Regions from separate parts of the Homo sapiens genome. Here region 2 is linked to region 1. A link is a loop called in an ENCODE intact Hi-C map of the cell type or tissue named here. Cell type or tissue: transverse colon. All regions are shown on one strand. Links, peaks and the distances in the headings refer to the core of each region. The heading gives the core; the rest is flanking DNA.

Region 1 (15,677 bases), core at 3,602-11,601:
CAAGTGATCCTCTTGCCTCAGCCACCCCAGTAGCTGGGACTACAGGTTTATGTCACCATTCTTGACTAATTTTTTATTTTTTGTAGATACGGGGTCTCCCTATGTTGCCCAGGCTGGTCTTGAACCCCTGGGCTCAAGCGATCCTCTTGCCTCATCTCCCAAAGTGCTGGGATTACAGTCGTAAGCCACTGTGACCAGCATCTATCAAGCTTTCTCAACTTTTTGTAAACCCAATAATTAGATGTGCACATTCTTTGGGAGTTTATTGCGTATGAGGATGTTATCTGCAAATAAAGACACTCTTTTTTTTTTCTTTTTCCTTTTTTTTTTTTTTTTTGAGGCAGGGTCTCGCTCTGTCACCCAGGCTGGAGTACAGTGGTGCGATCTTGGCTCACTGCAACCTCTGCCTCCTGGGTTCAAGCAATTCTTGTGTCTCAGCCTCCCACATAGCTGGGATTACCCTCCCCAGGCTCAGGTGATCCTCCCACCTTAGCCTCCTGAGTAGCCAGGACTACAGGTACACACCACCATGCCCAGCTAATTTTTTTTTTTTGAGATGGATTCTCACTCTGTCCCCCAGGCTGGAGTGCAGTGGCGCAATCTCGGCTCATTGCAACCTCCACCTCCCTGGTTCAAGCAATTCCCCTGCCTCAGCCTCCCGAGTAGCCGGGATTAGAGAAGGGACAAGAGTGAGTCCAGGTCAGGCAAGCCACCACGCCCAGCTATTTTTTGTATTTTTAGTAGAGATGGGGTTTCGTCACATTGGCCAGGCTGGTCTCGAACTCCTGGCCTCAAGGTCTCGAACGCCTTGGCCTCCCAAAGTGCTGAGATTACAGGCGTGAGCCACCGTGCCAGGCCTAAAGACACCCTTAATTCCTCCTTTCCACTCCTCAGAACTTTCATTTCTTGTTTTCTTTAGTAAAATGCGCAGCACCATGTTAACAGGCATTCCTGCCTTGTTCCAATTCTGAAAGAGAATGTTTCAACGTTCATCATTGATCATTTGGATCCAATTAATTTTTAAGCCCTGGTGCCTCATTTCATTCCCACCAACAGCATAGCTCGGCTGATTCGAAAGGTATTGATTTGAGCTGTCTCCTCCTCCCTCCAATTAATTATGCCATGCTGCTTCTGTCTTCTCTTGCCCTCTCTTCTCTGTGGCCCCCTCTTTTTTTTTTTAGACACAGTTTTCCTCTTGTCATCCAGGCTGGAGTGCAGTGGCATCATCTCAGCCTGCAACCTCCGCCTCCCAGGTTCAAGCGATTTTCCTGCCTTAGCCTCCCAAGTAGCTGGGATTACAGGCATGAGCCACCACACCTGGCTAATTTTGTATTTTTAGTAGAGACGGGGTTTCACCATCTTGGCCAGGCTGGTCTCGAACTCCTGACCTTACGTGATCCACCTGCCTTGGCCTCCCAAAGTGCTGAGATTACAGGCGTGAGCCTCCACACCCGGCCGGCCCCCTCTTTTATTTATTTATTTATTTACTTATTTTTGAGACAGTCTTTGTCACCCAGACTGAAGTGCAGTGACAAGATCTCGGCTCACTGCAACCTCCATGTGGCCCCCTCTTAACTTCATTCCCCTCCAGGTGCATCTGCATTTGGAGCCTTTGCAAACCCTGTGTGACTCTCTGTGTCTTTCCATCTCTCTTCTCTTGGCTTCCAATTTCATGCTTTCTCTCCACCACCCTAGGAAACCCACAAAGAAAAATAATGGAAAGAGAAGTGATGGGAGATAATGTACAGGCTGGTGAAAAGTACAACCCCCCCACCTGCAGAGTGAGGCTACCACTGCCAGCAAATGCAGACACATCATTCCTGCCTTGCTGAGCTCCAGGGCTTCCCCAGGGACCCTGCTCTTATCAAAACCTGCCCACCCCCGGTGCCAAAAGCAGCGATGAAAACATCTGGGCTTTAGATGAGAAGAGTTTCACGGCACAGCATCTGTCCAGCTCAGCTTTTGAATGGAGAATGAATGGTAAGAGCTTTTTTTCTTCTTTTTGTGAGATGGTGTCTCACTCTGTCGCCCAGGCTGGAGTGCAGCGGCACAATCACGGCTCACTGCAGCCTCGACCTCCCCAGGCTCAGGTGATCCTCCCACCTTAGCCTCCTGAGTAGCCAGGACTGCAGGTACACACCACCATGCCCAGCTAAGTTTTTTTTTTTTTTTTTGAAATGGAGTCTCTGTCGCCCGGGCTGGAATGCAATGGCGCAATCTCGGCTCATTGCAACCTCCACCTCTCTGGTTCAAGCAATTCCCCTGCCTCAGCCTCCCGAGTAGCTGGGATTACAGGCGCACGCCACCACACCCAGCTAATTTTTTTTGCATTTTTAGTAGAGAAGGGGTTTCACCATGTTGGCCAGGCTGGTCTCAAAGTCCTGACCTCAGGCAATGTGCCCCCTTCGGCCTCCCAAAGTGCTGGGATTACAGGCATGAGCCACCGCGCCCGGCCCCAGCTAATTTTTTGTACTTTTGTAGAGATGAGGTTTCATCGGGTTTCCCAGTCTGCTCTTGAACTCCTGGGCTCCAGCAATCCTCCCACCTTGGCCTCCCAAAGTGCTGGGATTACAGGCATAAGGTACCCGCACCCGGCTGGGCAGAGCTTTTTCTAGCAGCCCCAATCCAAGGCAAACTTGCTTGGTCTTCAGATAAATTCCCAGTCCTTACGGGGTGCATTTGATGTTCCTGGCACTGTGCAAAGCTCCATGGAGTAGACGGATACCGATGAGACGTCAATTTGTTCAGCCAGCGTTTGCTGGTGCCATCTGGATGCTGGGAACTAAGCTTGTCACCAGGTTCTGCCAGGCGACATTGTCCCTAGCATGGGAAGTGGGAATGAACAAGCAGGCAGAGGAAGTCAAGGACGATTATGAGGCGATGGGAAGGGTCTGGTGACAGAGAGGGATGGAAGGGGTGGGGGAATCTGCTTCCCGGAGGAGGCAACACGAGAGCCAAGATGTAAAAGAGGTGGAGCCAGGCAGGGAGAGAGATGAGGGACAGGCATTCACAGGACAGGTGCAAAGGCCCTGAGGTGAGGCTGTGCCTGGTGTGTTGGAGAAGCCGAGAAGGCTTGTGTGAATGAGTGAGGGGGAGAGAGGAAAAGAGAGAAAGGGGACCGGACATGGTGACTCACCCCTGTAATCCCAGCACTTTGGGAGGCCAAGGCGGGCAGATAACCTGAGGTCAGGAGTTCGAGAGCAGCCTGCCCAACATGGTGAAACCCCGTCTCCACTAAAAAATTACAAAAATTAGACAGGGGTGGTGGTGCACGCCTGTAGTCCCAGGTACTCCAGAAGCTGAGGCAGGAGAATCACTTGAGCCTGGGAGGCAGAAGTTGCAGTGAACAGAGATTGTGCCACTGCACTCCAGCCTGGGCAAAACAGCGAGACTCTGTTTCAAAAAAAAAAAAAAGAAGAAGAAGAAGAAGAAGAAGAATAGAGAGAAAGGGAACTGCGGGGGAAGGTCATTCAGGGCCTCAGGGCAGGGGATGGAGAAGGCTCTGGAATTTACTCTGAGATGGACAGACAGAGAGATGGAGAGAGAGTGACTGAGAAGGAAGAAGAGATGGGGGTTCAGCTCTGCAAGACAGGGCTGAGACTCCAGCCCAAGCCTAAGTGGCCACTGAGGTCTTGTTCTAACCCGTGTCTCCCCACCCCCAGACCTCTCTCTGATGCCCCCAACTGCACTGGCAGGGAGTGACCACCTTGAACGGAAAACGGAATCAGAACACTGTGGGCACTCCATAAACATGAGTGAGTCAGTACGTGGTGGAGGGAGTGAGGGAGGGATGGAGTCGGGGGCGGGGAGGGGGGCAGGTCAGCAGGGATACAGACTATGCCAGGCCTCCTGATCACAGGAAAGAGTGTGGGCTATACTATGAGGGTAATAGGGAGCCACGGGAGGGCTTTGAGCAGAGGAAGGGCGTGATCTGCTTTATGATTTTTTTTTTTTTGAGATGGAGTCTCGCTCTGTCGCCCAGGCTGGAGTGCAGTGGCGCGATCTCGGCTCACTGCAAGCTCTGCCTCCCGGGTTCACGCCATTCTCCTGCCTTAGCCTCCCAAGTAGCTGGGACTATAGGTGCCCACCACCACGCCCAGCTAAATTTTTTTGTATTTTTAGTAGAGACGGGGTTTCATATGTTAGCTAGGATGGTCTCGATCTCCTGACCTCGTGATCTGCCCATCTTGGCCTCTCAAAGTGCTGGGATTACAGGCGTGAGCCACCGCTCCCGGCCTGCTTTATGATTTTAAGAATCCATCTGGGGCTCCCTAGGGGAGCAAGGATGGCTGGGGGCAGGAGTGTAGGTGGCAGGGAGCCAGGACAGCATCCACACAAGATACAGCAGGCCCCTTAGGAGCTCAGGGAGGCTCAGTTTCATTCTGGAGCCGGAGACTGCAGGACCTGCTGATGCACTGAACATGCAGGGTAAGGAAAGAGAAGGGACAAGAATGAGTCCAGGTCAGGTGCAGTGGCTTATGTCTGTAATCCCAGCACTTTGGGAGGCCGAGGCGGGAGGATTCCTTGAGGGAGACCAGGATTTTGAGATCAGCCTGGGCAACAGAGTGAGACCCCATCTCTACAAAAATTTTTAAATGAGCTGGGCATGGTGGTGTGTGCCTGTAGTCCCAGCTACTCAGGAGGCTGCAGTGGGAGGACTGCCTGAGCCAAGGAGATGGAGGCTGCAGTGAGCTATGACTGCACTACTGCACTCCAGCCTGGGTCTAGGTGACAGAGTGAGACTCTGTCTCTTTTTTAGTTTGTTTGTTTTGTTTTGTTTGTTTGAGACAGAGTCTCCCTCTGTTGCCCAGGCTGGAGTGCAGTGGCACAATCTCGGCTCACTGCAACCTCCGCCTCCTAGGTTCAAGCGATTCTTGTACCTCAGCCTCCTGAGTAGCTGGGATTACAGGCACCCGCCACCACGCCCCACTAGTTTTTTGTATTTTTAGTAGAGACAGGTTTTCACCATGTTGGCCAGGCTGGTTTTGAACTCTTGACCTCAAGTGATCTGCCTGCCTCAGCCTCCCAAGGTGCTAGGATTACAGGCATGAGCTACCACGCTCGGCTGACCCTGTCTCTTAAAAAAATAAAATAAAGAGGGCCGGGCGCGGTGGCTCACGCTTGTAATCCCAGCACTTTGGGAGGCCGAGGCAGGTGGATCACGAGGTCAGGAGATCGAGACCATCCTGGCTAACACAGTGAAACCCCGTCTCTACTAAAAATACAAACAATTAGCCAGGCATGGTGGCGGGCGCCTGTAGTCCCAGCTACTCACGAGGCTGAGGTGGGAAAATGGCATGAGCCTGGGAGGTGGAGCTTGCAGTGAGCCGAGATGGCGCCACTGCACTCCAGCCTGGGCAACAGAGCAAGACTCCATCTCAAAAAAAATAAAATAAAATAAAATAAAGAGCGTATCCAGGAATCAGGACCCAGGCTACTGTGTGATAGTGGAGGCACCAACAGGATGGAGAAGGGGCAGATCTCAGGGCGAGTAACTATTCTAAGAGCCAGGTTTTGGCCTTGTGAGTGTGAAATGCCTGCAAGGCACTCAGTGGAAATATCCAATGCCATTGGATACTGAGGCCTGGAGCTCTGGGGAGATGCAGGCTGGAGACACCAATGGGATAGTCGACAACACGCAATGAGGTGTGGCTATTTGGGGCAAGGGCATAGATACAAGGTCAAGGGACACCCTGCTCTTCCAGGACTATCAAAGCCAAGACATCACACCCAGGGGTCCACCCTTTACAACTCTGTCCATGCCCAACGCCAGTCCCTGTTATCAGGTCAGCAGGAATGCTACCTGCAGGGAACATGGAATTCAGTGTCCTTGGGCTTACCATAGGTGCTCCTCTTCTTCTCTCAAGTGCCTATTTATTTATTTATTTATTTATTTATTTATTTATTATTTGAGATGGAGTATCACTCTGTCACTAGGCTGGAGTGCAGTGGCGCAATCTTGGCTCACTGCAACCTCTGCCTCCTGGGTTCAAGCAATTCCCCTGCCTCAGCCTCCCGAGTAGCTGGGACTACCATGCCCAGCTAATTTTTTTTTTTTTTTTTTTGTATTTTAGTAGAGATGGGGTTTCACCGTGTTGGCTAGGATGGTCTCAATCTCCTGACCTCGTGATCCACCCGCCTCGGCCTCCCAAAGTGCTGGGATTACAGTCAAGTGCTCATTTATAGATGGGGAGACTGAGTTCCTGAGAGTTTGGGGCAGCAGGCAGCGGGGCGGGGGAGGGGGACAAGGCTGGGACGTGAAGTGGGTCTGGAGTAACTCTCAGAATAGGCCGTTTCTGCAATGCAGACGTCTGTGTAATCGTTCATTCATTCAATGAACGTAGTTTGGATCCACACCCTTGCCCATCTCGCGCTGATCTGAAAGGGGACGTTTCTGTTAGGTGTGGTGGCTCACGCCTGTAATCCCAGCACTTTGGGAGGCCAAGGTGGACGGATCACCTGAGGTCAGGAGCTGCAGACCAGTCTGGTCAACATGGTGAAACCCCGTCTCTACTAAAAATACAAAAAAAAATTAGCTAGGCGTGGTGGCGCCTGCCTGTAGTCAGTCCCAGCTACTTGGGAGGCTGAAGCAGGAGAATCACTTGAACCTCAAAGGCAGAGGCTGCAGTGAGCCGAGATCACGCCACTGCACTTCAGCCTGGGTGCAACAGAGTGAGACCCCATCTCAAAATAATAATAATGATGATGATAATAATCATAATGATGAAAGGGGCATTTCAACGTTCACCATTGAGCACTCGGATCCAATTAATTTTTAAGCTCTGGTGCCCCATTTTCTTCCAGCCAACAGCTCAGCTAATTCCAAAGCTATTGATTTGAGCCTTCTCATCCCTCCACTTAATTATGCCGGTGCTGTCTGTATCTTCTCTTGCCCTTTTTTCTCTGCGGCTCCTTCTTTGCCAAGGTCAAGGGTCCAGCGAGCAAGGAGGATCTCGCTCAGCACAGGGAATTGGAGGAAGGACATTCCTGGCCGAGGGCAGGGTGTGTGCAAAGGCTCTGAGATTGGACCTCTTATTGAACTTAATTGTAGCTGTCAGGCTGCCTGGGGCAGAGAAATCGATGAGGGCAAACTTGGCTTATCGCCTATAAAATGAGGATAAAAAATAATGGTTTCTGCCAGGTGCGGTGGCTCAAGTCTGTAATCCCAGCACTTTGGGAGGCCAAGGCGGGCAGATCACCTGAGGTCAGGAGTTCAAAACCAGCCTGGCCAACATGGTGAAACCCTATCTCTACTAAAAGTTTAAAAATCAGCTGGGCGTGGTGGCGGGCGCCTGTAATCCCAGCTACTCGGGAGGCTGAGGCAGGGGAATCGCTTGAACCCAGGAGCCAGAGGCTGCAGTGAGCCGAGATCGCGCCACTGTACTCCAGCCTGGGCAACAGAGTGAGGCTCTGTCTCAAAAACAACAACAATAACAACGACAACAGATAATAATAATAATAATTAATAATAATGGTTTCCCAGAGAATTAAATGGGACAAAGGCAACATCAATCTTTTGAAAGTTCCAGGCCCTGCCCTGCAGGGATGTAGGGTGGAAATAACACTAGGCTGCAAAATGACTGGATGGGCCTGGAGTGGTTGGATGGGATTGGATGGATCATAAACAAAAGTGATTGGATTGGTCAAGAGGAGGAGACGGAGGCAGGAAATAAAGGCAGACAAAGGAACGTAATAGGTTCAGACCCAATGGAGGCGAGGTTCCGGACTCAGAGAGGGGGCCTCAGCCCAAAGTTCCCAGAGTGGCCAGCTGGGGGCAGCATAAGCCATTAGGCCATCCCAGGGCTGGGAGCAGAGGGGAACCAGGGACCCTCTGTGACCCTCTGACGGAGGTTAACTTATTTGACATGTGCCTGCAGTGTGCCAGACATGGAACAGAACTCTACAAGCACTCATTTAATCCCCATAATAGAGTTTGCAGATGGGGAAACTGAGAACAACAACGTTAAGTTGCTCACCCAACGTCACACATCAGGGGAGTGGCAGAGCTTGGATTTGAATTTAGGAAGCCCAGCTGAGGCCCTTAACCTCTGCACTCTACTGGCTCTCCTTCCCCTAAATCTCCTAAAATGACAGTTTAAAACTTTTTTTAAGGTGGCGCCGGGTGGGGGGTGGGGGGCGGGTGTGGGTAGGGCACGGGCATGGTGGCTCATGCCTGTAATCCCAGCACTTTGGAAGGCCAAGGCGGGCAGATCACTTGAGGTCAGGAGTTCGAGCCCAACATGGCCAACATGGTGAAACCCCGTCTCTACTAAAACTACAAAAATTAGCCGGGTGTGGTGGCGCCTGTAGTCCCAGCTACTCGGGAATCTGAGGCAGGAGAATCACTTGAACCTGGGAGACGGAGGTTGCAGTGAGCCGAGATCACGCCACTGCTCTCCAGCCTGGGGGACAGAGCGAGACTCCGTCCCCCACCAGAAAAAGTCAGGCCAGACGTGGTAGCTCACACTTGTAATCCTAGCACTTTGGGATGCGGAAAGATTGCTTGGGCTCAGGAGTTCAAGACCAGCCTGGGCAACAATAGTGAGACCTCATCTCTACTTTATTTATTTTATTTATTTATTTATTTTCTGAGTCAGAGTCTCGCTCTGTCACCCAGGCTGGAGTGCAATGGCACAACCTTTGGCTCACTGCAACCTCTGCCTCCCAGGTTCAAGTAATTCTCCTGCCTCAGCCTCCCGAGTAGCTGGGATTAAGGCGCCTGCCACTACGCCCAGCTAATTTTTGTATTTTTGGTAGAAATGGGGTTTCACCATATTGGCCAGGCTGGTCTCGAACTCCTGACTTCGTGATCTGCCTGCCTCGGCCTCCCAAAGTGCCGGGATTACAAGCGTGAGCCACCACGCCAGGCCCTCTACTTTAAATATGTATATATTTTTTAAGTCAAAAAAAGCAAGGGCTCCCTCTCAACACTCTTTCTGTGTATCTCACTTATATGTCAACTCTGGAAGTGGGTACCATCATTTCCATTTTACAGATGAGGAAACTGAGGCACAAAGGAGTGAGCTGAGGGCCAGGTGGTGTTATGTCCAATGTAAGTATCCTAAGAGCATGTGAAATGAATTTTTGGTTGGGCCTGGCTTGGAAAGGGGCCAGCACGAACCTTGTCTTCTGCAGCCTCCAGTACCTCCGCTGTCGCCACTGGATCCAGCCATGTCCCTAGACCCGCCCTAGCTCAGGGCTACACCCGGACTCACTCTGATCCTCCAAGTCCTGTTTCCCCACTCTAGACTGGCTGGAGACCTCGTGGACTCACAACCAACCTAAGAGGTTGAAGTAGGGAGGGGAGAGAACACTCACCGTGGGGCCTCTCTTTCCTTTGACCCGTGAGAAAACCATAGACCAGGGATGCCAAGGCATTTGCCCAAACCACCCAGGTAGTAGGAGACATTGCTGGACCCCAACTCAGGGGTTTGACTTCTCATATCTATAGGACCACCATAAGGGGACTGTCAGGCAGGCCTATCTCAGACCCTTGGTGCCCGCAGCTGAAAAGCACTCTGGGGCCCTATGAAAATGCTTTACCGGGCCCGGTGGCTCACGCCTGTAATCCCAGCACTTTGGGAGGCTGAGGTAGGCAGCTCACCTGAGGTTAGGAATTTGAAACCAGCCTGGCCACCATGGCAAAACTCCATCTCTACTGAAAATACAAAAATTAGCTGGGCGTGGTGACATGTACCTGCAATCCCAGCTACTCTGGAGGCTGAGGCAGGAGAATCGCTAGAACCTGGGAGGCGGAGGTTGCAGTGAGCCGAGATGACGCCACTGCACTCCAGCCTAGGGGATAGAGCGAGACTCTGTTTCCAAAAAAAGAAAGAAAAAAAGAAAAAGAGAAAGAAAGAAAGAAAACGCTTGAGACCCAGAGGCCTGTTCACTTTGGCTCCAAAATGCAAAAAGAGAACTGCAAAGTCCAAATGAATCGATGTTTAATTACATTCAGACACAGGATGTCACCTTTATTTGGGTTAAATTCAATGCATCTAGAAACAGCCCCGGGGTTGGTTCACTATCCCTAGGAAGACCTCAGGCAGATTGCTACCAGCTGCCAGAGAGCTACTTGTAGCCAGTAGATTTCCAAAATAAAATGATAAATTACAAGAATTAAGTAATACCAGGTGAGCGCTTAGCATATGCAGGGTTACACCCTCGGGCTGTTTTAACTCTTTTAATCCCCACAGCGACCCTACCAGTTCAATTGATGGCGAAACCAAGGCCCAGGGAGGTCGCACCTCTGGGGAGAGACAGAGCTGAGATTTGAACCCCACCAAGCTTGGTGTCTGTGCCCTTGACTCCTCAACCTCACGTTTTACAATAGGGTCATTAGTAGAAAGGGAGGTGCGGGGACGTTGGTGACCGTTAGACTTGCTGCGGGTCTGGATGTCGACACATGGTGCTGCTTGGGGGCCCAGACGTGAGCAGGAATTGGAAACTGGGTCTGGACCCAGGTTGGTCACCTCCGCCGGGGTAACAACACTGCGCGCCACTTTGGTAGGTCGCATCCAGCTCGGGATCTGGACCACGTGGCTGGGATGCAGCACAGCCCCTGACCACGCCCCTGTGACTGCCGCTGCCTGGACCACGGCTGGCGACCAATGAGAAGGCGCACATCAAAAGCTCCGCCTACAAGGCCGTTCTTGCTTGCTGATTGGCCATTTCAGCTTCCCATCACCTCTCCCATCCTCTGGCCTACAGCCTCCCTGGAATTTTTCCCACACATCTCCCCCGCAGGCCTTTGCACACGCTGTTCCCACAGCCAGAGATACCTTTTCCCCTCTTCTCCGGGATAAACTGCTTTATCCCCCCTTCTCTGCTAAGATGGCCCCTCCTCCAGGAAGCCTTCCCTGACTCCCAAAAGTGAGTGGAGGAGGTCAGCTGCTCTCATCACATTAGTTTTCTTATTTGCCTCCCAAGCAGGCTATAAGCTTCTTAGAAGCCAGGACTGGGTCTCAGATAGCTTTGTCTCTCCATTGCCTCACATAGTAGGTACTCAAGAAACGTATGTCAAATGGAATAATTAATGAATTAATCTGGTCTCAAAGATTGAGGAGCACTGAGCTAGCAGTTAGGAGCTAGGAAATCCTGAAGGCAGGGCTGGGACACCCGCTGCTGGCTTGGCACAGAGTCTAACACACAGTGAGTGCTCAATACATGTGTGTGGAATAGAGGAGGGAAGGGACATGTACATCATCCCTGAGGACGGCCCACAGTATGTGCTTGATGTTGGCTCACTGCACCATTTCATAGTCCCCCACAGCCCCAGGGACCTAAGTCAGTCTTATCACAGTTCCAGCCTGTCCAGTTGGCCACCTCTTTCCCCATTTGCCCCCCATAGCCAGCCCTGAGGATGGTGGCGGGAACATGGTTTCACTCTGTCGCCCAGAGTGGAGTGCAGTGCTGTGATCTCGGGTCACTGCAACCTCCACCTCCGGGGTTCAAGCAATTCTCATGCCTCAGCCTCCCAAGTAGTTGAGACTACAGGTGCGCACCACCACACCTGGCTGATTTTTGTATTTTTAGTAGAGACAGCGTTTCTCATGGTGGCCAGATTGGTCTCGAACTCCTGACCTCAAGTGATCTGCCTGCCTCAACCTCCCAAAGTGCTGGGATTACAGGAGTGAGCCACCACACCCAGCCCAAGCCATATATTTCAAAACAAAAATATTCAGCCGGGCCCGGTGGCTCACACCTGTAGCCCTGGCACTTTAGGAGGCTGAGGCAGTGGATCACAAGGTCAGGGGTTTGAGACCAGCCTGGCCAACATAGTGAAACTCCATCTCTACTAAAAATACAAAAAATCAGCTGAGTGTGGTGGTGGGCTCCTGTAATCCCAGCTATTTGAGAGGCTGAGGCAGGAGAATTGCTTGAACCTGGGAGGCAGAGGTTGCAGTGAGCCGAGATCATGCCACTGCACTCCAGCCCGGGTGACAGTGCGAGACTCCATCTCAAAGAAAAATTATATTTATATATATAATATATATAATATACAATATATAGTATATATACTATATTATATATTATATATAGTATATACGATATAGTATATATACTATATATATCATATATACTATATATAGTATATATACTATATATATCATATATACTATATATAGTATATATACTATATACTATATACACTACAGTATATATTTTATATACTATATATACTATAGTATATATTTTATATAGTATATATACTATAGTATATATTTTATATACTATATATACTATAGTATATATTTTATACAGTATATAAAATATATACTATATAAATTATATATACTATATATTGTATATATTATATATACAATATATAATATACGTATATATAATATATAGTATATAGTATATATAATATATAAATATATAATATATAGTATATAGTATATATAATATATAAATATATAATATATAGTATATAGTATATAAATATATAATATATAGTGTATATATAATATATAAAATATATACTATATAATATATATTATATAACATATAAAATATATACTATATAATATATATTATATAACATATAATACATATTACATATATAACATATAATATATTACATTATGTATAAATATATAATATATATTCACCATCAACTTCCACTCTGTGAGAATCAATTGCAACCACACTCTCTTCTCCCAAGAGACCCCCTGTGGTCCCCTTCAGAGCCCCCAGTTCCTCTACCCAGGGCACCTCCTGCTTTCACCCCTTCTTCCAGCCCATTCATGATCACCTGGAGAGTCTGTATCTGGTTCTGTCTCCCTGAGCCTGGAGGATCCTTGAGGCCAGGCTGGAGTGAGAGTAGCACAGAGGGTTTGGCTGGTGGTAGTGGGGAGGGGGATTGTTGAGTAAATGAATGCATCATCTGACTGGCAAACTCCCACACACTCCTCGAAACCCCAGTTGCAAAGTCTCGTTTTTCAGGATAAGTTCCCTGTCTCCCCAGACATAGTCCCCACTTTCCCAGCTCCTGGCTTCACCCTCTATCCCAGCCCTGACATCACAGAGATGGGGGACATCTGTGTCCAGCTGATCTTCCTCCAGACAGATGTCTCCTTGGGCACCAGGACTGAGACCGCTTGGGTATGCCAGCATCACCCAGCACAGGAAAGTTGTCAGGGAGTGTTTATTGAATGAATGAATGAATGGATGGATCTCTTGCAGGGCCTACAGTCAGTTCCCCTGGGTTCACATCCCAGTCATTGCACAGGTCACTGAATCTGTCCCTTGATGTCTCTGACCCTCACTTTCCAGGCAACTACATGTGTTTACTCGAAGCCCATGCCCCAGGTGGTTGTGAAGATAAACTAACACACAAATCTTGTGACTAAAGGGACGTCAGGCTCCCTGGCATCCCAGAGCAGGAGTGAATTTCACCCAGAACCAGCAGCTCTGTCCTCCCCCTGCCACCCCACAGGTGAATCGCCCCACCACTAGCATCAGCACCCAGAACAGGAATGTTGTCAACACAAGTGCTTAGTGAATGCTGATACATAGGGTTGGCCTGAGGACGAGGCAAGGAGACAAGAAAGGTGGCTATTAAAAATCTAACAACCTGAGCTTGGTACAGTGGCTCATGCCTGTAATCCTAGTGCTTTGGGAGGCCAAGGTGGGAGGATTGCTTGAGCCCAGGAGTTTCAGACCAACCTGGGCAACATAGTGAGACCCTGTCTCTACCAAAAAAAGAAAATTTTTTTTTTCAAATTAGCTGGGCACGTTGCCATGCACCTGTAGTCCCAGCTATTCAGGAGGCAGAGGCAGGAGGATCACTTGAACCCAGGAGATCAAGGATGCAGTGAGCCATGATCATGCTCCTGGACTCCAGCCTGGGCAAGAGTGAGGCCTTGCCTCTTATAAAAATAAAAAAAACGTGTCTGGGTGTGGTGGCTCACACCTGTAATCCCAGTGCTTTGGGAGGCCGAGGTGGGCCAATCACATGAGGTCAGGAGTTCGAGACCAGCCTGGCCAACATGGTAAACCCCATCTCTACTTATAATACAAAAATTCACTGGGCATGGTGGTGGGCACCTGTAATCTCAGTTACTCGGGAGGCTGAGGTGGGAGAATCGCTTGAACCTGGGATGTGGAGATTGTAGTGAGCCGAGATCATGCCACCGCACTCCAGCCTGAGCAACAGGGTGAGACTCCGTCTCAAAAAAAAAAAAAAAAAAATCTAGACCCGGTGTAGTGGCTTACACCTGTAATCCTAGCCCTTTGGGAAGCCGAGGCAGGTGAATCGCTTGAGCTCAGGAGTTCAAGATGAGCCTAGGCAACATGGCGAAACTCCCTCTCTACTAAAAATATGAAAATTAGCCAGGTGTGGTGGCGTGCACCTATAGTTCCAGCTACTTGAGAGGCTGAAGTGAGAGGATTGCTTGAACCTGGAGGAAGAGGCTGCAGTGACCTGAGATGATGCCACTGCACTCCAGCCTGGGTGACAAAGTGAGACCCTGTCTAAAAGAAAAAAACAAAAAGGCCAGGCGTGGTGGCTCATGCCTGTAATCCCAGCACTTTGGGAGGCCAAAGCGGGCCGATCACGAGGTCAGGAGATCGACACCATCCTGGCTAACATGGTGAAACCCCGTCTTTACTGAAAATACAAAAAAAAAAAAAAAAAATAGCTGGGCATGGTGGCGGGCGCCTGTAATCCCAGCTACTTGGGAGGCTGAGGCAGGAGAATGGCGTGAACCCGGAAGGCGGAGCTTGCAGTGAGCTGAGATCACGCCACTGCCCTCCAGTCTGGGCAACAGAGCAAGACTCCGTCTCCAAAAAAAAAAAAAAAAATCTGACAACTGAAATGTTGGTAGGAAACAGCCTAGATATTTGTTATCCAGCCATTCCAACCCTGGGTACTCACCGGAGAGACAGGGGGTATATTCACCAAAAGATACGTATAAAAAGGCTTAAAACAGCTTTTTTCTTTAAAGATTTTTTGAGACACAGGATCTCATTATGTTGCCCAATCTGTTCTCGAACTTCTGGCCTCCAGCAATCCTCCTGCCTCGGCCTCCCAAAGTGCTGAGATTACAGGCGTGAGCCCCCACGCCTGGCAATCAAAACAACAACTTTATCCACAATTGTCAACACCTTGTTGAGGCTCAGAAAACAAACCCCTAAAATGAAGGTCTCAGAAACACCAGATTTTCTCTGACCTTCTTCGCTGTCTCCGAGGACCCTTCCCCTCCGCCAGGGTTACCACAGAAACTAGAATTATTTTCCCCAAAGTAGGACAGAGAAACCAGAACTCCTTTTCCCCAAAGCCAGCCATAAGCCCTAAAAATATGACTAACTTGCCCTCTGCCCTTCTGTGTAAAAACTGGCCATAAAGAAATTGGCCGGGCGCATGGCTCACGCCTGTAATTCCAGCACTTTGGGAGGCAGAGGCAGATGGATCATTTTAGGTCAGGAGTTCGAGACCAGCCTGACCAACATGGTGAAACCCCATCTCTACTAAAAATACAAAAAAAAATTACCTGGGCACAGTGGCATGCGCCTGTAATCCCAGCTAATTGGGAGGCTGAGGCAGGAGAATCACTTGAATCTGGGAGGCAGAGGTTGCAGTGAGCCGAGATCACACCACTGCACTCCAGCCCGGGAGACAAGAGTGAGACTCTGTCACAAAAAAAAAAAAAAAAAAAAGAGAAATGATCTAA
Region 2 (15,677 bases), core at 2,963-10,962, 62 kb after region 1:
CATTCAAGCTTCCGGGTACCTGGGAGGGTGAACCTGGTAGGTTGGAGGAGGGCACAGGAAACTACCATTTATGGAAAACCCGCCAAATGCTGCCAGAGGGATGGCTTCACTGATGTGTGTTGGGACTTAAATGGCATCAGATCCCTCCACAAGCCTTCTCTTCCAGTGTTATTATAAGACCTGATTTGGTGCTAAAATGTCCCCAGTTCCCTCAGACCCCAGCTGATTACCTTTTTTTTTTTTTTGAGACAGAGTCTTGCTCTGTCAGCCAGGCTGGAGTGCAGTGGCGGGATCTCAGCTCACTGCAACCTCTGCCTCCCTGCTTCAAGCAATTCTCCCGCCTCAGCCTCCCGAGTACTTGGGACTACAGGCGCCCACTGCCACGTCTGGCTAATTTTTGTATCTTTAGTAGAGACGGGGTTTCACCATGTTGGCCAGTCTGGTCTTGAACTCTTGACCTCGAGTGATTTGCCCGCCTCAGCCTCCTGAAGTGCTGGGATTACACGCATGAGACACCACACCCATCTAGTCATTGATTTTAAAGTTGTAATGGTGAGTTTTAAGTCCAAATCTAAAGGTGTCCAATTCCAACAGCGGGCGCAGAGGACCAGGTCTCCAAGGGGTGGAGAGAAGCGGGATCAGAAGGTGTGTATGAGGCCGGGCGTGGTGGTTCACGCCTGTAATCCCAGCACTTTGGGAGGCCGAGGCAGGCAGATCAGTTGAGGTCAGGAGTTCAAGACCAGCTTGACCAACATGGTGAAACCCTGTCTATACTAAAAATACAAAAATCAGCCAGGTGTGGTGGCACACGCCTGTTAAAAAAAAAATCCTCATGTTTAATCTATATTGGTCTTGCTTTTAGCCTTTTCCTCAGTTCTATTCATATTGTTTATTATTTTTTGTTTTCTGTAGATGGTCATATAATCTGGTCTCAATTATTTTTCTTACCTTACTGCATTTGCCAACACCTCTACATCAGCATTAAATATTAGCCATGATTTGAGGCATTCCTGCCTCATCCTGAAATATGTTGTGTCTCCTGTTTTGCCATCTTTTTTTTTTTTTTTGCATTGGGGGACAGAGTCTTGCTATGTCACCCAGGCTGGAGTGCAATGGCACGATCTCAGCTCACTACAACCTCTGCCTCCCGGGTTCAAGCGATTCTCCTGCCTCAGCCTCCGAATAGCTGGGGTTATAGGCATGTGCCACCACGCCTGGCTAATTTTTGTATTTTTAGTAGAGACGGGGTTTCACCATGTTGGCCAGTCTGGTCTCGAACTCCTGACCTCAGATAATCTGCCTGCCTCGGCTTCCCAAAGTGCTGGGACTACAGGTGTGAGGCACCGCGCCCGGCCTGATTACCATTTTTAATGGACAGCTTAGTAGTGTTCAGGCATGATGCCCTTCCCAGGTGACAGAATCTGGCCGGCGTTAAGATATAGTTGTTGCCTCATTTTTTCCTACTCCTTTCATGCGGCAGAGGGTCCCAATTTTCCATTGAGAGTGGCAGAAAAAGTTGCCCTTTAACATAAATGTCTTTGGGGAAGAAGCATAAGCAAATTTAAAACAAATGCTAACTATTAATAACTAATGTTACGAATTAGCAAAAACTAGAGTGGCCTTTGGGGCTTTGGGGAGCATTGACATGGATTATCTTGCTGCTTGTATCATCTCCATGTAAGAGGCAGATGTCTCCCAGGCTGTAGTGTAGTGACATGATTTTGGCTCATTGTAACCTCCGCCTCCCGGGTTCAAGTGATTCTCCTGCCTCAGCTTCCTGAGTAGCTGGGATTACAGGCACCTGCCACCATGCTTGGCTAATTTTGCATTTTTAGTAAACACGGGGTTTCACCATTTTGGCCAGGCTGGTCTCGAACTCAAGACCTCAAGTGATCTGCCTGCCTCAGCCTCCCAAAGTGCTGGGATTACAGGGGTGAGCCACCGCGCCTAACCTCCCTGCCCCATCTTAATGAGGAGCTCCTAAAAGCTCAGAGGGGGCAGTGACTTGCCTGGGTCACACAGTGCAGCCCTGGCCTCCCCCACCATGACAACCCCAGAAATTGGAGTAAAGAGATTTTGTGAAGGCATTCGCAGGCACCAGGGTAGAAATACTCAGTTCCCAGTGGCACTAACAGGTAACAGCAGAATCATTTGTTTATTTATTCAACGAACTCAAATGCCCTTTCTGTCTCTCATTCTGTGCTGGGCTTTGGTGGGTCCTGGGAGAGAACTCAAACCTGGACCCTAATTTGGGTTCTCATAGGCGGAATTTCCATGTTGACAAGAACAGAAAACACAACTACAGTGACTTAAGCAACGGGGACTGTATTGGCTTATAAGATCAAATGATTATGGGGGAATGTGGCTTTCAGGGTTGGTTTGATCCAGCAACTCAATTTAACACACTTTTTTTTTTTTGTAGCTAGTATAAATGGGATCACTTTCTTGATTTCTTTTCAGCTATATTTTATTAATGGTGTATAGAAACGCTACTGATTTTCATGTTGATATTTGTATTTTGCAATTTAACTGAATTTGTTTATCAGTTCTAGGAGTTTTTTGGTGGTGTGTTTAGGCCTTCCTATACATAAGTTCATGTTGCAAAGAGAGACAATTTGACTTCTTTTCATGTATATACATATATATATATATATATATACACACACACTTCCCCCCCGCCCTGAGACGGAGTCTTCCTCTGTTGCCCAGAGCTGGAGTGCAATGGCGTGATCTCGGCTCACTGCAACCTCTGCCTCCCACGTTCAAGCAATTCTCCTGCCTCGGCCTCCCAAGTAGCTGGGATTACAGGGGTGCGCCACCATGCCTGGCTAATTTTTGTATTTTTAGTAGAGACAGGGTTTCTCCATGCTGGCCAGGCTGATCCCAAACTCCTGACCTCATGGTCCGCCCGCCTCAGCCTCCCAAGGTGCTAGGATTACAGGCGTGACCCACTCCAATTTATTTTTATTTTTATTTCATTCATTCATTCATTCATTCATTCATTTATTTTGAGACAGTCTTGCTCTGATACCCAGGCTGGAGTGCAGTGGTAGGATCTCAGCTCACTGCAACCTCTGCCTCCTGGGCTCAAGCAATCCTCCTGCCTCAGTCTCCCAAGTAGCTGGGATTACAGGCACGCGCCACCACGCCTGGCTAATTTTTGTATTTTTAGTAGAGACGGAGTTTTGCCATGTTGGCCAGGCTGGTCTCGAACTCCTGACCTCAAGTGAACCACCCACCTTGGCTTCTCAAAGTGTTGGGATTACGGGCGTGAGCCACCGTGCCCAGCTCAACACACTTTTTTTTTTTTTTAAATATAAAAGCCCTCTGGTTCAGCTTCTTTCTAAGGTTCACGGTTTCCATTTGACTTCCAGTATCCCCTGTGGCCACATAATTCCTCATTTATGGAAAGACACAAAGAGAAAAGGGGAGGAGACTGAGACAGAAACGGCAGAGAGACTCAGAAAAACGGAGAGAAAGACAGAGACACAAAGACAGAAGGAGACAAAGACACAGAACAAATGAGATTCCTCCCCAGCAACTATAGGACAAAAAGAAAATCCCAGGCTTCTCTCTGATTGGACAAATTTAAGGTCCATAGACAATCCCTATGGCCCAGGGGAAATGCAGCAAGCTGATTCGCTCAGGCCCGAACAAGTCCCTACAGCCAAGGGGATGGACTTCTGCTCCTTGGCCACGCCCCCGTTGCTAAGCAACTATGATGTTCTCTCCATCCTTTCTCAATCTCTATTCCCATCCCCTGCAGGGCGAGAAAAATCATGGCTTTGAGGTCCTGTACCACAGCGTGAAGCAGGGGCCCATCTCCACCAAGGAGCTGGCGGACTTCATCCGGGAGAGGTGAGGTCCCCAAGCCCCATCCACCAGAGGCCACGCCCACCATCCTGTAGTCACGCCCACCTAATGGCTACGCCCTGCATGGTCAGGGGCTAGAACCCTGGGGATTCCAGGAACCAGAGGGGCTCGAAAATCCTGGAAATGACCGATTCTCAACCCGGTCAGGCCCATATCTCCTTTTAAACAACAATCACCTGATTTCGAAAGCTCCCCTCCTCAAAAGAGGATGATATAACCTACTCAAGGTTGGAATTTTTTTTTTTGGAGACAAGATCTTGCTTTGTTGCCCAGGCTAGAGTGCAGTGACCCAATCATAGCTCACTGCAGCCTCGAACTCCTGAGTTCAAGAGATCCTCCTACCTCAGCTCCCGAGTAGCTGGGACTATAGGCATGTACCACCACATCTGGCTTTTTTTTTTTTTTTTTTTTTTAAACAGAGTTTTGCTCTTGTTGCCCAGGCTAGAGTGCAATGGTGCAGTCTCGGCTCACTGTAACCTCTGCCTCCCGGGTTCCAGCAATTCTCCTGCCTCAGCCTCCCAAGTAGCTGAGACTACAGGTGCCTGCCACCACGTCTGGCTAATTTTTTTATTTTTAGTAGAGACGAGGTTTCACTATGTTGGCCAGGCGGGTCTCAAACTCCTGACCTCAGGCGATCCGCCCGCCTCAGCCTCCAAAAGTGGTGGAATTACAGATGTAAGCCACTGCACTCTGCCTTTTTTTTTTTTTTTCTTTTTGGAGACAGAGTCTCACTTTGTTGCCCAGGGTGATCTGATCATAGCTCACTGCAGCCTCGACCTACCGGGCCCAAGCGATCCTCCCACCTCAGGATCCTGAGTAGCTGGGACTACAGGCATGCACCACCACACCTATCTAAGTTAAAAAAAATTTTTTTTGTAGAGAAGGAGTCTCATTATATTGCCCAGGGTGGTCTCGAACCCCTGGGTTCCAGTGATCCTCCTGCCTCGGCCTCCCAAAGTGCTGGGATTACAGGCATGAGTCACCATGCCCAGCCTACTACTGTTGTTAATAAAATATATTACGTAAGAAAAAATCTTCTATGAATTTTCAAAACATCCCTCAGAGTGTTGTGTCATCCCCCCATTATGGAAAGCCACTGCTAAGGTGTTTGAGATGGGGAAACTGAGGCCCAGAGGAGCAGTGCCTCTCTCAAGGGTGTCTGAAAGCTTCTTCATCTTTTTTTTTTTTTGCGATGGAGTCTTGCTTTGTCACCCAAGCTGGAGTGCAGTGGCACGATCTCAGCTCACCGCAACCTCCACCTCCTAGGTTCAAGCGATTTTCATGCCTCAACTTCCCCAGTAGCTGGGAATTACAGGCATGCACCACCACACCTGGCTAATTTTTGTATTTTTAGTAGAGACAGGGTTTCACCAAGTTGGCCAGGCTGGTCTTGAACTCCTAACCTCAGGTGATCCGTCCGCCTCGGCCTCCCAGAGTGCTGGGATTACAGGCGTGAACCACTGCGCCCGGGCAGTTTCTCCATCTTTACCTCATTCTCCTCCCCAGGGCCACCATCGAGGAGACCTACTCGAAGGCGATGGCGAAACTCTCCAAGCTGGCCAGCAACGGGACCCCCATGGGGTGAGTGGGGTAGGGGTCACCAACATGGGGACATTGGGAGCCTCCTCCTTGGTGGACATCTCTTCACACTCGGTGCATGTAGAATAGAGTGTCATCCACCTCGATTATGGGGCTATTTGGATAGAGGGATGTATATCATTCATTCACACACTAGCTCATTCATTCATTCCACAAATATTTTTTGAGTGCCTTCTGTGTGCCAAGCACCAGCAGCAACCCAGACAGATAAAACCCCAGCCACCTTCATGCAATGTACATCTGGGCTGTGTGAGAAGAGAGATGTTAAATACAAACAAAAACATTTTTTTTCTGAGGTGAAAAGTGCTGGGAAGGGGGCCAGGTGCGGTGGCTCATGCCTGTACTCCCAGCACTTTGGGAGGCTGAAGTGGGCGGATCACCGGAGGTCAGGAGTTCAAGACCAGCCTGGGCAACATGGTGAAACTCCTCTCTACTAAAAATACAAAATTAGTCGAGTGTGGTGGCGGGTGCCTGTAATCCCAGCTACTCAGGAGGCTGAGTCAGGAGAATCGCTTGAACCCAGGAGGCGGAGGTTGCAGTGAGCCGAGATTGTGCCACTGCACTCCAGCCTGGGCAATAAGAGCGAAAACTCTGTTTTGAAAAAAAAAAAAAAAAAAGTGCTGGGAAGGGAATGAGATAGGAGTGTGAGAGATCGGGCACTTTCTCTGGGGTGGGCCCGACCTCCCTGAACTGAGACCTTAATAGAAAGGGGCAGGCCATGGGGATGTCTGAGGGACAGAGACCCGGGCAAGTGGCTCAGCCAGTGCGAAGGCCCTGAGTTGACAGGCGTGGCATGTTTACGGAAGAGTGAGGAGGCTGGCCTGGCTGCAGGGCTTGGGCAACGTGGAAAGGAAGTAGGAGGGGAGATGGCAGGGTGAGGCCTCAGGGGCCTGACACACAAATGACTTTGCATGAACCTTGTGCCCGGGCGCGGTGGCTCAAGCCTTTAATCCCAGCATTTTGGGAAGCTGAGGTGGGAGGATCACTTGAGGCCAAAAGTTCGAGACCAGCCTGGGCAACATGGAGAAACCCCTGTCTCTACTAAAAATGCAAAAATTAGCCGGGCATGGTGGCATGTGCCTGCAGTCCCAGCTATTTAGGAGGCTGAGGCAGGAGGATGGCTTGAACCCAGGTGATGGAGGCTGCAGTGAGCCATGATTGTACCACTGCACTTCAGCCTGGGTGACAGAGCCAGACCATGCCTCAAAAAAAAACAAAAATAAAAACAAAACACATAATGTGGTCCCCCGATGGCATTTGCAGTTTTCTTTGTGGCTGCTATGAGGCAAAAGTTCTGTGGGGCAGGCAGAAGTGGAGGCAGCAGGAGGAGAAGGTGGAGGGAGGCTGGATGGGGCTTCTGCTGAGTGGGGCAGGCCAAATTGACTCGATTGGGGCATGTGGTGTCTTAGTCACTCTTTTTTTTTTTTTTTTTTTTTTTTGAGACAGAGTCTCACTCTGTCGCCCAGGCTGGAGTGCAGTGGCGCGATCTTGGCTCACTGCAAGCTCCGCCTCCTGGGTTCACGCCATTCTCCTGCCTCAGCCTCCCGAGTAGCTGGGACTACAGGTGCCCACCACCACGCCCGGCTAATTTTTTGTATTTTTAGTAGAGACGGGGTTTCACCATGTTAGCCAGGATGCTCTCTCAATCTCCTGACCTTGTGATCTGCCCACCTCAGCCTCCCAAAGTGCTGGGATTACAGGCGTGAACCATTTTTTTTTTTTTTTTTGAGATGGAGTCTCGCTGTGTCACCCAGGCTGGAGTGCAGTGGTGTGATCTCGGCTCGCTGCAAGCTCCACCTCCCGGGTTCAAGCGATTCTTCTGCCACACCCAGCTAATTTTTGTATTTTAAGTACAGACGGGGGTTTCACCATGTTGCTCAGGCTGGTCTGGAACTCCTGACCTCAAGTGACCTGCTCGACTCGGTCTCCCAAAGTGCTGGGATTACCAGGGCCTGCGTTTAAATTCCAGCTCTAATGTTGATTTGTTGAGGGGCCTTGGGAGGAGCTATAGAGCTCCCTATGCCTCAGTTTCCCCATCTGTCACAGGCCCGCCTCTTACAGCTGCCATGGAGATTATATGAATTAGTATTCATTCATGTTTAGCAGGGCTCAGCGTGCAGCACATACCTGAGCCAGTGCCAGCGCTGTCCCGGGGTGGGGTGAGCCTGATGAACCCTGGGTGTGACCTTGCCCGCCCCCAGGACCTTCGCCCCGCTCTGGGAGGTCTTCCGCGTCTCCTCGGACAAGCTGGCGCTGTGCCACCTGGAACTGACACGGAAGTTACAGGATCTCATCAAGGACGTTCTCCGCTACGGCGAGGAACAGCTCAAGACCCACAAGAAGGTGTGTGTCGTGGGCGCCGCCCAGCGGCTGGGTGGGTGTGGAACACCGGCAGCTCACAGGACCCCAGATCTTCTGGGGCTTTATAACCTGCGGATGTCCGCCTCCGAGAATTCCGTTAATTCCACAACGTCAAGCCCAGGGTCTTACGGACCTGAGCGTTGTTGAATTTCAAACTTGCAAAATTCCAGACCAGGAGTTAGCACACTGTGGCCCACGGGCCAAATCCCGCCCACCCCCCACCAATGTTTGTACAGCTAAGAAGGGTTTTTTTTTTTTCTGCTTGTTTGTTTTTAAGAGACAGGGTCTCACTCTGTCACCCACATGCAGTGGCGTGATCAGAGCTCCCTGCAGCCTCAAACACTTGGGCTCAAGCGAACCTCCTGCCTCAGCCCCCACAGAATAGCTGGGACTACGTTGCACGCCACCATGCCTGGCTAATTTTTAAAAAATGTTTGGGCCTGGCGTAGTGACTCATGCCTATAATCCCAGCACTTTGGGAGGCTGAGGCAGGAGGATGGCTGGAGCCCAGGATCCTACAGGAGTTTGAGACCAGCCTGGGCAACATAGGGAGACCCCATCTTTACCAAAAAAAAAAAAACACCCAAAACTACCCAGGCATGATGGCACATGCCGGTAGTCCCAGCTACTCAGGAGGCTGAGGTGGGAGGATCACTTGAGCATGGGAGGTCGAGGCTGCAGTGAGCCATGATCATGCCACTGCACTCCAGCCTAGGCAACAGAGAAAGACTGTCTAAAAAAAAAAAAAAAAAAAACAAGAGAGAGAGATGGGTTATCACTGGTTTTTACATTATTAAAGGGTTAGAAAAAAATCTAAAGAAAAATAAAATTTCACCACATGTGAAAATTGTATGACAGTCACATATCAGTGCCAGTAAATAAAGTTTTATTGGCACAGAGCCATGCCCATTGATGTGCCTGTCATCTGTGGCTGTTTGGCACTGCAGCGACAGATTCAAGTGTTTGTATCAAGCCAAACACATTTGCTATCTGTCCCTTTACAGAAAACATTTGCCAACAGCTGTTCTAAAGCATTGGAAGTTACAGATATTCATATTTACTATTTTTACACTCTTATAAACCTAGAATCAGAAGAACCATCTTAGACTCTTAGAATTCCACAATATCCAAAGCTTATAATTGTAGAATCATAGATGCATTGTCTTTACAGAGTTCCAAAATCTGCATGTTTTTATGTCTTGTTTAAAAAGGGGGTTGGTAATACTTTGTTTTTGTTTTGTTTTGTTTTGTTTTTTTGAGATGGAGACTTGCTCTGTTGCCCAGGCTGGAGTGCAGTGTGCACAATCTCAGCTCACTGCAATCTCCATCTCTTGGGTTCAAGCAATTCTCCTGCCTCAGCCTCCCAGGTAGTTGGGATTACAGGTGTGCTGGTGCACGCCTGGCTAATTTTTTGTATTTTTAGTAGAGACAGTGTTTCACCATGTTGGCCAGGCTGGTCTTGAATTCCTGACCTCAGGTGATCTGCCCGCCTCAGCCTTCCAAAGTGTTGGGATTACAGGTGTGAGCCACCGCGCCTGGCTTTGCTGATTTTTAAATTTTTTGTATAGAAGGGATCTTGCTAGCCAGGAGCGATGGCTCATGCCTGTAATCCCAGCACTTTGGGAAGTTGAGGCAGGCATATCACTTGAAGTCAGGAGTTCCAGACCAGCCTGGCCAACATGGTGAAACCCTGTCTATACTAAAAACACAAAAATTAGCCAGACGTGGTGGCACACACACCTGTAATCCCAGCTACTCAGGAGGCTGAGACAGGAGAATGACTTGAGCCTGGGAGGTGGAGGTTGCAGTCAGTTGAGATCGCGACACACCACTCCAGCCCGGGCAACAGAGTGAGACTCTGTCTCAAAAACAAAACAAGGCAAAAAAAAAAAAAAGGAGAGAGAGAAGGGGTCCTGCTGTGTTGCCCAGGCTGGTCAAACATCTAACATATCTGCCTCAGCCTTCCAAAATGTTGGCATTACAGGCATGGGTCACTGTGCCTGGCCAGGAGTGAATTTTTAAGTGGTAAAAGCAGGCCAGGCGTGGTGTGCATGCCTGTAGTCCCAGCTACTTGGGAGGCTGAGCTGAGGTGTGAGAATTGCTTGAGCCTAAGAGTTAGAGACCAGTTTGGGCAACACAGTGAGACCCCATCTCTTAAAAAAAAAAGCTGGGCACAGTGACTTATGTCTGTAATCCCAGCACTTTGGGAGGCTGAGGCGGGCAGATCACCTGAAGTCGGGAGTTCAAGACCAGCCTGGCCAAAATGGTGAAACCCTGTCTCTACTAAAAATACAAAATTAGCCGGGCATGGTGGTGCATGCTTGTAATCCCAGCTACTTGGGAGGCTGAGGCAGGAGAATCGCTTAAACCCGGGAGGCGGAGGTTGCAGGGAGCTGAGATTGTGCCACTGCACTCCAGCCTGGGTGAAAGAGCAAGACTCCGCCTCAAAAAAAAAAAAAAAAAAAAGGCCTGGCACGGTGGCTCAAGCCTGTAATCCCAGCACTTTGGGAGTCCGAGGCAGGCAGATCACGAGGTCAGGAGATCGAGACCATCCTGACTAACACGGTGAAACCCCGTCTCTACTAAAAATACAAAAGAAAAATTAGCCGGGCGTGGTGGCGGCGCCTGTAGTCTCAGCTACTCAGGAGGCTGAGGCAGGAGAATGGCGTGAACCCGGGAGGCGGAGCTTGCAGTGAGCCAAGATCGCGCCACTGCACTCCAGCCTGGGTGACACAGCGAGACTTCGTCTCAAACACACACACACACACACACACACACACACACACACACACACACACACACACAAAACGGTGAGTTAAGCAACACAGTCTGCCACTGTTTGTCATAAAACTTGGGTTAGAACAAGCATCTTTATCCATATGCGGATTATTTCTAGAGAAGTATCACAGTAATAATTGGGGACTTCTAGGCTGGAGGGCCCATATATGGGAGGCTTTTTCCTGGCTTACCTCTTACAACTTTCTGAAATATGAACCATGTGTAAATAGTACTTTTTTTTAAAGTTAAAAATGTTTTGAAATGAAAAACGTACAGGCCGGGCGTAGTGGCTCACACCTGTAATCCCAACACTTTGGGAGGCTGAGGCAGGTGGATTGCTTGAGTGTAGGAGTTTGAGACCAGCCTGGGCAACATAGCAAGACCCCATTGCTATTAAAACACACACACAGAGGCCGGGCGTGGTGGCTCACACCTGTAATGCCAGCACTTTGGGAGGCCAAGGTGGGCAGATCACCTGAGGTCAGGAGTTAGAGACCAGCCTGGCCAACATGGTGAAACCCCGTCTCCACTAAAAATACAAAAAATTATCTGGGTGTGATGGTGAGCACCTGTAATCTCAGCTACTTGGGAGGCTGAGGCAGGAGAATTGCTTGAAACCGGGAGGCAGAGATTGCAGTGAGTCGAGATCGTGCCACTGCACTCCAGCCTGGACAACAAGAGCGAAACTCTGTCTAAAAAAAACCAAACCAAAACACACACACACACATAGAAAAAGACTGTGGAGCTGACATCACGTGGAGTGTTTGGGAGGTCAGGAATTTCACAGTCTACCCATGAAATCCCCTCCTACCCCGCAGTGCAAGGAGGAAGTGGTGAGCACCTTGGATGCTGTGCAGGTACTCTCGGGCGTCAGCCAGCTCCTGCCCAAGTCCCGCGAGAACTACCTGAACCGTTGCATGGACCAGGAGCGGCTGCGGAGGGAGAGTACCAGCCAGAAGGAGATGGACAAGGTGGGCTCACAGTGGGGGGGTTCTGAGGAATTTGCCGCGGGGCGGAGGGGCTGCCTGATCAGAGAGTGGAAACACATCCCAGAGCGACGGTCCTGGAACCTGTGGGTGATCACACCCTGGGTACCCCGAGGAGTTCACCTGCCAGGTGATGGGGCCTGGGGGAGGCCCCCTGAGTATCGCCCTCCCATCCCCGTTTCCTCCCTGTGCTTTGTAGGCGGAGACTAAAACCAAGAAGGCGGCAGAGAGCCTGCGGCGCTCAGTGGAAAAATACAACTCAGCCCGAGCTGACTTTGAGCAGAAGATGCTGGACTCAGCCCTGGTAAGAACCAGGCATCTGTACCTTTAAGACCCACACATGCCTTTGCCCTGGAGGTTATGGACTGCAGAAATCCCAGGCAGGGTGTGGTGGCTCACACCTGTAATCCCAGCACTTTGGGAGGCCGAGGCGGGAGGATCACCTGAGGTCAGGAGTTTGAGACCAGCCTGGCCAACATGGCGAAAGCCTGTCTCTACTAAAAATACAAAATTAGCCGGGCGTAGTGGCAGGTGCCTGTAATCCCAGCTACTCAGGAGGCTGAGGCGGGAGAATCACTTGAACCAGAAGGCGGAGGTTGCAGTGAGCCAAGATCGAGCCATTGTACTCCAGGTTAGGTGATAGAGTGGAACCCTGTCTCGAAAAAATAAAATAAATTCAAGCAGATTGGAATCTGAGGATTAGGAATCAGAACTTTTTTCAAGTTACAAGTGATAGAAGCCTTCATTCAAACCGACAGGTGTATATAAAAAAAAAAAAGAAAAGAAAAGAAAAAGGCTGGGCGCGGTGGCTCATGCCTGTAATCCCAGCACTTTGGGAGGCCGAGGCAGGTGGATCACGAGGTCAGGAGATCGAGACTATCCTGGCTAACACGGTGAAACCCCCTCTCTACTAAAAATACAAAAAAATTAGCCGGGCGTGGTGGTGGGTGCCTGTAGTCCCAGCTGCTCAGGAGGCTGAGGCCGGAGAATGGCGAGAACCCAGGAGGCGGAGCTTGCAGTGAGCCGAGATTGCGCCACTGCACTCCAGCCTGGGCGACAGAGCGAGACTCTGTCTCAAAAAAATAAAAAATAAAATAAAAAATAAAATTTAAAAAAACTGACAAGCTCAGGGAACTGTAAAGTTTTATTTTTGAGTTGTGGAGGTTTCAGTCATAGCTGAATCCATGTGCTCAAATAGTGCTGGCAGGAAATTGTGAATTTCTGCTTCTTTTATTTTTTTGAGATGGGATCTCTCTGTCACTCAGGCTGGAGTGCAGTGGCGTGATCTCAGCTCACTGCAACCTCCGCCTCCTGGGCTCAAGTGATTCTCCTGCCTCAGCCTCCCTAGTAGTTGGGATTACAGGCACGTGCCACCACACCCAGCTAATTTTTGTATTTTTAGTAGAAACGGTTTCACCATGTTGCCCAGACTGGTCTTGAATTCCTGACCTCAGATGATCCACCTGCCTTGGCCTCCCAAAGTGCTGGGATTACAGGCATGATACACCACAGCTGACCACTATTTCTGCTTCTTAAGTCTGTTTTTCTCTCTGGGGACATCACTCCCACACAGACATCCCCTTGTGTGTGTGTGTGTGTGCATGTGTGTGCAAGCATGCACATGTGTGCATCAAACTGGGCACCAGCAACCCCCACTTACATCCCATCAGCACATTGGCTCAGGAATGGAAGTGCCTTTTCCTGTAGAGTCAATGAAAGTCCTAGGGCAGACTCTCATTGGCCCTTCCCCAAATCAATCACTGAGCCAAGGGCTTAGGGTATTCTGATTGGTCAGGCTGAGTCATATGGCCACTTCTTCTTGGCCCTGACCTCCTTTCCACCTGCCTCTGCCCTCCTGCTTCAGCGCTTCCAAGCCATGGAGGAGACACACCTGAGGCACATGAAGGCACTGCTGGGCTCATATGCTCACTCGGTGGAGGACACGCACGTGCAGATTGGGCAGGTGAGTTGGGCAGGTGTGAGGAATGAGGCTGGGGTCACTGCTGGGCAAAGGGGCCTTGACCAGTTACACACCCCGCCCACCCGGCACAGGTGCATGAGGAATTTAAGCAGAACATCGAGAACGTCAGCGTGGAGATGCTACTCAGGAAGTTTGCAGAGAGTAAGGGCACAGGCCGGGAGAAGCCTGGTGAGTCAGGGCAGCCATTGGGGGTCGGGCTTCGGGGCCACAGCTGCAGACAGGCATGTGCCACCATGCCCAGCTAATTTTTTTTTTATTTTTTTATTTTTAATAGAGACGAGGTTTCACCATGTTGGCCAGGCTGGTCTCGAACTCTTGACCTCAGGTGATCTGCCTGCCTCGGCCTCCCAAAGTGCTGGGATTACAGGCGTGAGCCACTGCACATGGCCAGGCCTTGGTTTCTTCATGGGAAAAATGGGCTGCTGACAAGTCCAGCTCTCCAGCCTGATCTTATGTGTAAATGTCTTTGAACCAGATCCCAGAGGAGCCTTGAATGCCAGGCTTGGCTGATCAGACTTCACCCCCAGGGCCTAAGGGAGCCATTGAGGGTTGTTGAGCAAAAGAACAATTTGGGAATGCGCAGATGCAGGACTGGGAAGGAGTTAAGAGCAAAAGTTTTAGAGTGAGACGTGGGTTTGAGTCTTTTCTTCATCGCTTGCTGTGTGACCTAGGACCTGTGCTTTGACTTCTCTGAGCCTCAGTTTCCTCATCTGTAAAGTGAGGATGTAATAATGTTGCAACATTCAGTGATTTCATGCAGGTAAAGGGCAAAGGGTGTGCCAGGCACACAGTAGGCACTCACTAAATGCTGGTATACAGTTACGTCCTCAAGTCTTGTTAACTAGCAAAACCTGTTCTTTCTCCCTCCTGTCGCTCTGGCTCAGGCCTGGCTCAGGTCTCCCCTCCCTGCATGGGGCCCCACTCTTGCCCTTCACAGGCCCCAGATCTGTTTTGTCCTCCTCCTGCTCACACACCTTCCATGGCTCCCCATTGTTCTTGGGAGAGAGTTCCCACTCCTTATCCTGTCACTCAAAGCCCAGCCCACTGCACAGACGCATGGTCCATTCCCCGACCCAACCCAAGTTCCAGCCACAAATGCTGGAAGTATGTAGAAGTAGCTCATGTCACCCCCTGCGGTGGCACTGCCCTGCTGGAACCAGACCAGCCCCTTGGTCCATCCCACTTCTGATGATGTGGGGCTGGTTCTTGTCCGGGAACCTGATGGACCTTGAGTTCAGATCCAGGTGCCATTTTGTGGCCAAAAGTGTACTACCCTTTCCAAGCGCAGTCTCCCCACCCTCAATTTAGTTTCTTTCTCTCTCTCTCTCTCTTTTTTTTTTTTTTTTAATTTTTTTGAGGCAGAGTCTTGCTCTGTCACCCAGGCTGGAGTGCAGTGGTGCAGTCTCGGCTCACTGCAACCTCCGCCTCCTGGGTTCAAGCGATTCTCCTGCCTCAGCCTCCCCAGTAGCTGGGATTACAGGCGCCTGCCACCATGTCCGGCTTTTTTGTAATTTTAGCAGAGACAGGGTTTCACCATGGTGGCCAGGCTGGTCTTGAACTCCTGACCTCAGGTGATCCGCCCGCCTTAGCCTCCCAAAGTGCTGGGATTACAGGCATGGGCCACCGTGCCCAGCCCCTCAATTGAGTTTCCGTCTCCTGTCTCAGGACCTCTGGACTTCGAGGCATACAGTGCGGCTGCCCTGCAGGAAGGCAAGTACGTCTGGGCCTGGATGCCCAGGCTGGACCATGGGGGTGAGGGAGGCTGATCTGAATGTGAAAGGAGGCTCACAGTGCTCAGGTGCCCCCCAATCTATCCTCAGCGATGAAACGTTTGCGGGGAGCCAAGGCCTTTCGCCTTCCAGGACTAAGCCGGCGGGAGCGGGAGCCAGAGCCACCTGCAGCTGTGTGAGGAAGCACCCCTGCCCGGTCTGGCCCAGGCTAGACCGAGATCCCCTCCCCTGCCCAGGCTATCCCAGAAGTCCCCTCCTAGGATAGCCCAGGAGTATCCATATTCCAGGCTGGACCAGGATTCCCTCTACCTGAGCTAGACCAGGAGTACCTCTGCCCCCGGCTAGCTCAATATTACCGCTGCCCAAGCT

Evidence for each region. A loop is a pair of places that touch in the nucleus more often than their neighbours do. Peaks named below come from ENCODE experiments on the same cell type or tissue, not always from the same donor. Only the 100,000 strongest peaks of a DNase experiment are listed, where the experiment ranks them.
Region 2: a loop joins it to region 1, with 5 times the contacts of the local background. A loop is called at or near these places in 80 of 110 quality-filtered maps.

What each region holds. Positions count from the first base shown.
Region 1 is chr19:17,696,291-17,711,967 of GRCh38, forward strand. No RefSeq gene overlaps it. Among named protein-coding and RNA genes, the nearest start is that of MAP1S, 15 kb to the right of the region's middle. RefSeq lists a silencer at 5,069-5,296. In transverse colon, for the core only: a CTCF peak has its summit at 7,772 (motif pointing right); a DNase peak (open chromatin) is centred at 7,747; H3K27me3 peaks cover 2,954 bases.
Region 2 is chr19:17,758,996-17,774,672 of GRCh38, forward strand. It overlaps FCHO1 (FCH and mu domain containing endocytic adaptor 1), which reads left to right. Exons shown (of 29, transcript NM_015122.3): 5 at 3,767-3,858; 6 at 5,380-5,454; 7 at 7,674-7,815; 8 at 11,430-11,582; 9 at 11,797-11,901; 10 at 13,462-13,560; 11 at 13,650-13,746; 12 at 15,244-15,288; 13 at 15,399-15,483. Among named protein-coding and RNA genes, the nearest start is that of FCHO1, 15 kb to the left of the region's middle. RefSeq lists an enhancer at 7,223-7,760. In transverse colon, for the core only: a CTCF peak has its summit at 7,839; DNase peaks (open chromatin) are centred at 3,692, 6,316 and 7,736; H3K27ac peaks cover 1,854 bases.